2 separate regions of the Homo sapiens genome follow, and region 1 is linked to region 2. A link is a loop called in an ENCODE intact Hi-C map of the cell type or tissue named here. Cell type or tissue: CD4-positive, alpha-beta T cell. All regions are shown on one strand. Links, peaks and the distances in the headings refer to the core of each region. The heading gives the core; the rest is flanking DNA.

What was found. A loop is a pair of places that touch in the nucleus more often than their neighbours do. Peaks named below come from ENCODE experiments on the same cell type or tissue, not always from the same donor. Only the 100,000 strongest peaks of a DNase experiment are listed, where the experiment ranks them.
Region 1: it touches region 2 in a loop (5-fold over the local background); 43 of 110 quality-filtered maps call a loop at or near these places.

What each region holds. Positions count from the first base shown.
Region 1 is chr6:132,762,033-132,764,953 of GRCh38, reverse strand. It overlaps a transcript of VNN2 not described here and the pseudogene RBM11P1. Among named protein-coding and RNA genes, the nearest start is that of VNN2, 5.6 kb to the right of the region's middle. RefSeq lists an enhancer at 1,485-1,584. In CD4-positive, alpha-beta T cell, for the core only: no CTCF peak of the experiment used is centred there; a DNase peak (open chromatin) is centred at 1,463; H3K4me3 peaks cover 1,510 bases.
Region 2 is chr6:132,528,925-132,531,845 of GRCh38, reverse strand. No RefSeq gene overlaps it. Among named protein-coding and RNA genes, the nearest start is that of TAAR9, 7.9 kb to the left of the region's middle. In CD4-positive, alpha-beta T cell, for the core only: a CTCF peak has its summit at 1,282 (motif pointing left); a DNase peak (open chromatin) is centred at 1,255.

The sequences.
Region 1 (2,921 bases), core at 333-2,832, 230 kb before region 2:
AGGAATTTATCATAACACAGCACTGAAAACTTTGGTGAGATGATTCAGAAGAGTGAGAATTTCCAATTGATATTGTGCATGAATTGATCTTTCCATATAAACAAACTCCATTCAGTAGAACTATGGCATACGACTCACATTTTAAGGTGTTTAAAAAATGCAGACAAATGCCAGACTTCCATTTTTCTGTTTTTGCATGTAGTCACTGTGGTTAATGTTTTAGCCTACAAGAAACTGAAGAAACAGCTCATAAAGAATTTCTTCCCCTACTGGAGCCTCTAAATTCCTGTCCTGTCAGCCTTCCCCAGAGGAAGGATAAGCAGGGTAAAGGAGGTGCTATGATCCTGCCCTGCCTCCATGCCTGGCTGCCACCCAGAGAGGGAAAGGAGTAGAGCCATGATTCACTTTTCAGAGAGCTGCCAAGCTGTTTTCTAGAGTGGCTGTACCATCCTACATTCCCAACAGCAATGTGTGAGTAATCCAGTTACACAGCAGGTTGTTTAGCATGTTTTTTAAAAAATAGAATGGTGCATGAAATAGGTGGAGTGAAAGCTTTTTATCAGAAAGAGAATCTGTGGTACAAATGGAGGGAATGCCATCAAGATTAGCAAGTAGAAACAGAATTTAAGTTCATAATTTTAGGAGAAACCATTCAGATCAGGTTGACCTGGAAGAAAGGAAACTTGAAAGACTTTGTGGAGACAGACAGAACAATGCAAACATAAAGAAGTAGACACATTGACATTCTTTTAACAAGACAGTAACCAAGGACAGGTGGTTATGTCACCAAACCCTGGGTAAAAGCTGCCTTGGGCATGGCTCTTGTAATAGGGCCTCCATCTTGTAGGAATGAAGCAATAGTAATAATAGCAAAAATTATTCAGCACGTATCACCATTGTGCAGATAGAGGAAACTGAGGCACAGAGAGGGCACAAAACTTGCTCATAGTCACATAGCTAGGAAGTGGCTCAATCCCAGGCATTCTGGCCCCAGAGTCCATGTCCATGTTAATTATTATTAGATACCACCATGACCCTTATAACTTACAGTGAGAAAAAAGCTCTCCATAACTAGATGCAGGACCATACACAATTTAGTTCTCTCTAATTTGAAGGACAGTCTGGAGTGGGATCTGTCTTACAGTAAAAGAATAATGTGCTAAAGAGAAAGACTATGACATGAATATGAGAGTCGACTTAGGCTTTGTAGGCTAGAGAATCTCCTGATTCTATTGCTGTGGTTCCTCTGCTGAGCTTGGTTCAGTAGAAATTGTGTCAATGCTCCTCGCCTGTGTCATCTGGCCCATACAACTCCTTGAAAGAAAAGCTCAGGAATCAGAATTGCCAGGCTAGAATAAAATAGACACTCTTTCTCCTGGTGTCTGACTGAAGATGCAGCATCCTTGAACCAGCAGCTGCTGGGACTCCTGTCTGTCATCTCAAAGGGTACGGCCCACCCAGAAAGTGAAATCAAAACAGGAAGTCACCAGGGGTGACTGGAGGAGCACAGGCCTTGGAAAGGAAAGCAGCTGAGATCCAGAGGAGTGGAAGGCTCCCCCTTGACTAAAGCTGTAAGTAGTTACCTTGGGCTGCAAACATTATTTTTTCTTTGCTTCCTTGCTCACTGAAAATAAACAAGTGGCATTATTGGTGGATTGCTGTGACATTCTCATATTGATCAATAAGACATAAACTTTTCTATTTTTAATCTATCTTTTTTTTTTTTAAGTCTGCGATTTCCATGATATTTTCTTACCATACCCTTTCAAACGCATGTCTCTCCAACTGCCTACATAAATCAACGAGTGACTTGGATCCAGTTCCTGTGGATTTATTTCTGTGGTGACAGTCATCCCGACTTTACCAAAAGCTTTTAATTCAGTCAAGAGAATTTTTAATTTTTTAAAAGGACCGGCTGGTGAATGCAAGAAACTTTTGGCAGGGTTAATAGACTGGCATAGTGGGTGGACCTATGAGATTAATATTGTTAATATTTTATTTTAAGGAAGCAGGAGCTGTCGGAAAGTAGGGGAGGATGCTACTAACTCAAAGGGACTTCTGCAACTTCAACCCTAAGTTTCTGAGACAGGAAAACAGACATGTTGGTTGAACCATGTGAAATTACTTTTGCTAGGTCAAAAACAGTGATGATTGGCAATTTCATGTTGCACAAGCATTTCCATCTAGCAGTGCTTTCAGAGAATCCAAGGCTGTGATATATCATTACCTTCTCAGATTTGCTCTGGTTTCAGCTGTGTTCATTAGCTATCTGAAGCATTGAACACCCATCCAACTCTAAAGCTGGAAGATTACCTCATCTGAATGAGACCTGGCCCCAAAAGATGGTTAAAGTTCAAGCTGGTTCTTTTCAAGGCAACCTTGCCTTTTACAGGGCCTGACTCAGTCTCACTAAAGCCATATGTAATACTCCAATGGTGTAGAGACAGAAACGTTTTTCTTTGCCATTAAGTACTTTTTTTGGATACAGTATTGTACTTTTTTGGTATACAGTATTAAGAGGAACAGTTTTAACACTGGAGCCTGGCTTTTCTGCCTATTGTTGCTTCTTATTCTTATTTTGACGTGTCACCCTTGCTGCCTGTGAGAATGTCATTGATAATAATACATGATATTTCCCATTCTTTGTTTCTCAGTTCACTTGTCATTTTGCATTCAGGAGAAGGGACAGAACAGGAAGTCCAGTAGCCAGTGTCAGAGCCTGGAGCAGCTCCTCTCCTTCCTGGGGTTGAGTTCCTTGGTTTTCTTGTTTCACCTTTGCTACCCCACTGCAGTTTTTCTACCACGCTGGGTTTAGCACGAATCAGGAGTTGATGCCCAGGTACCCTGTCAACCCCATTTCATTCCAGCAGTTCTTCAGCACGGTCATCCAAATAGACTAGAATTTGAATTGAACAACAGTA
Region 2 (2,921 bases), core at 178-2,677:
TAAAACAATCTGGAAATGGATTTGATGTTGTGGATGAGAAAAAACGAAAATTCCAGGATCATTTCTTACATTCTGGCCTATATAAGCTGGTAGAGGAAAAAGCTTGGGTAGTGGATGGAAGAGGAGGAGATTTCCAGTTGGCACGTTTTGATGTTGAGATGCCTTTGAACAATCAGATTGAGGACTGTCCAATAAATGGATAGATCTGTGTAGAGCTGAAAAGACTAGAGAGATTTATTTGGGGGCCATAATCTTATATGTCACAATTAATCACCCAGGGAACTAAGAGTTAAGGAAATGGTTATTTATTATGAATCTTCTGTGTGTCAGTTATCTACCAAACATCATTGTAAAGTAATGAAATTGCTTTTCTCATGTCACATGCAAGTCAAATAATTACAATCCTGCACTATGGCCTGAACAAAATTGTTCAAGATGCTGTATTTTACTTTATGACTTATGGAAGAAGTTAGGTATAATGCATTACTCTGTTCTCATGCTGCTAATAAAGACATACCCAAGACTGGTTAATTTATAAAAGAAAAAAGTTTAACGGACTCACAGTTCCACATGGCTGGGGAGGCCTCACAATCATAGTGGAAGATGAAGAAAGAGCAAAGGGATGTGTTACATGGCAGCAGGCAAGAGAGACCGTGTGCAGGGGAACTTCTCTTTATAAAACCATCAGATCTCGTGAGACTTATTGACTGTCATGAGAACAGCACAGGAAAGTCCTGCCCCCCATGATTCGATTATATCCCACCAGGTACCTCCCATGACACACGGGGATTATGGGAGCTACAATTCAAGACGAGATTTGGGTGGGGATACAGCCAAACCATATCATATAGTAATGGTTCTGAAATTTCTATTATTAGATTCTTTCTAGACCAAAATCTAATTAATATTCTTACAGACTTCAAATGATATAATGGTTTTTTTCAACAATTTAAAAAAAATTTCCACTTCTTGATCAGTATCAGAAGAAATATTAAGTCATGATAGTTTTCTTAACCTTTTTTTAAAAGTGTCTTCAAATACTAATTTTTGAGGAAAGTTTATTCATAATTTAGAAATAATTTACTTAATAATATTATAAATTATGATGATTGAAAATAAGATCTTTAAAGTTGTAGGTAAAAATATAAAGGGGATTGTGATATATTACTCATTATTTCTGGGCATTTCTTTATTGCTGAACTATTTTTAAGATAACAGCTTCAGTCTAGTTTATGGCCCTCTTATTTTCCCATACTCTGCTGCCCCCTAGCGGTCAATCTGAACAATACTAGGTTGATCAAATGAGGGGACGCCAAAGTTAAACAGGTAAATGCCCCAAACGGAAACATCTGTTTTAAAATTATCCCCATGCCAAATACTTTAACGTATGGCTACTCTCTACGCTACTCTTTCCCTTCCCTGCAGAACCCAGGAGGTGGAGGTTGCAGTGAGCTGAGATCATGCCACTGCGCTCGAGCCTGGGCAACAGAGCGAGTCTCAGTCTCGAAAAAAAAAAAAAGAAAGAAAGAAAACAAACCTGTTTTCAAAGGTGCTTTTGAGGGTCCTTTCCATCATTTCATGAACCTCCTAAAAGACACCGTATTCTCGGATTTTTTTCCATGCTTGCGAAGTTTCCAGAAACTGCATCAGCATTAAGCAATTAACTGCGGAAATGACTAGTGATAAAGACAAAATTGACAAAGAAATTTGGTTATTTCTGTGGTCTGCAATAACTTAACCATAATTATGATTGACAGCATATACTTGGACATCTTAGAATTTTAGACATTCCATTCAACTTGGAACATATATTAATAACATTCACTAAAATATAACCTAAAGAGGGTTAAACATATTTTTTTATTTTGACAATGCTTCCCATGTAACTCAACATGTCAAATAATCCTGTTTACCTCTCTTTTGGGATGCTTCAGGGGCTCTCTGTTGCATCCCAAAGTTAGAGGTCAGAAAAGACCATTTTGAAGCCGAAATTTGATTGTAGGAAGCCTGTCAGATACGTTAAAAGTTTAAAACACTTGCTATTACAAAATAGAATTCCAGGTCACCACAGGTCACTATTATTACCTGGAATCTTTAAAAAGGCAAAAACCTGGCCGGGCGCCGTCGCTCGCGTCTGTAATCCCAGCGCTTTGGAAGGCCAAGACGGGCGGATCACGAGGTCAGGAGATCGAGACCATCCTGGCTAACAAGGTGAAACCCTGTCTCTACTAAAAAAAATACAAAAAAATTAGCCGGGCATGATGGCAGGCGCCTGTAGTCCCAGCTACTCGGGAGGCTGAGGCAGGAGAATGGCGTGAACCCAGGAGGCAGAGTTTGCAGTGAGCAGAGTTCGCCCCACTGCACTCCAGCCTGGGCGACAGAGCGAGACGCCGTCTCAAAAAAAAAAAAAAAAAGGCAAAAACCTTTACTCATTGATAGAGGGAAGACTTAGCTTTCCAAACAATCTGTCTCTTTTCTTTTCCTTCTTTTTCCTGTGGTTTATTCAAAAGGCAAACAAAAATCTTTCATTTGTCTTTAATATTCTATGAAAGTCTTACTCAAGAGAGAAAGCCAAATTTCACCCATGCATTAGTGTACTATTAATGTCAACCCCAATTTTTAATAACATCTTATAGACAAATCTATCCTATTTTAATCAGTTTGACCATAAGGTGAGATTTTCATAAACCTTTAATAACCCTTTACAAATTTTTGTTGAAGAGATCAGTGCTCTAAGAGAACCTTGTTGTGCTTTTATTCCAATGTTCAGTTTATGGAAAACCTGTATAATACCCCTTTAAATTTAGCCAATATGTTCACACACAGAATTTCTTTTACAAGATTAATTTTTCACAAACCTTCCACAACTTGCTCAAACCTTCAGCTTTATCCTTTCTAAATTAAAACAGTCCATTAGCCCT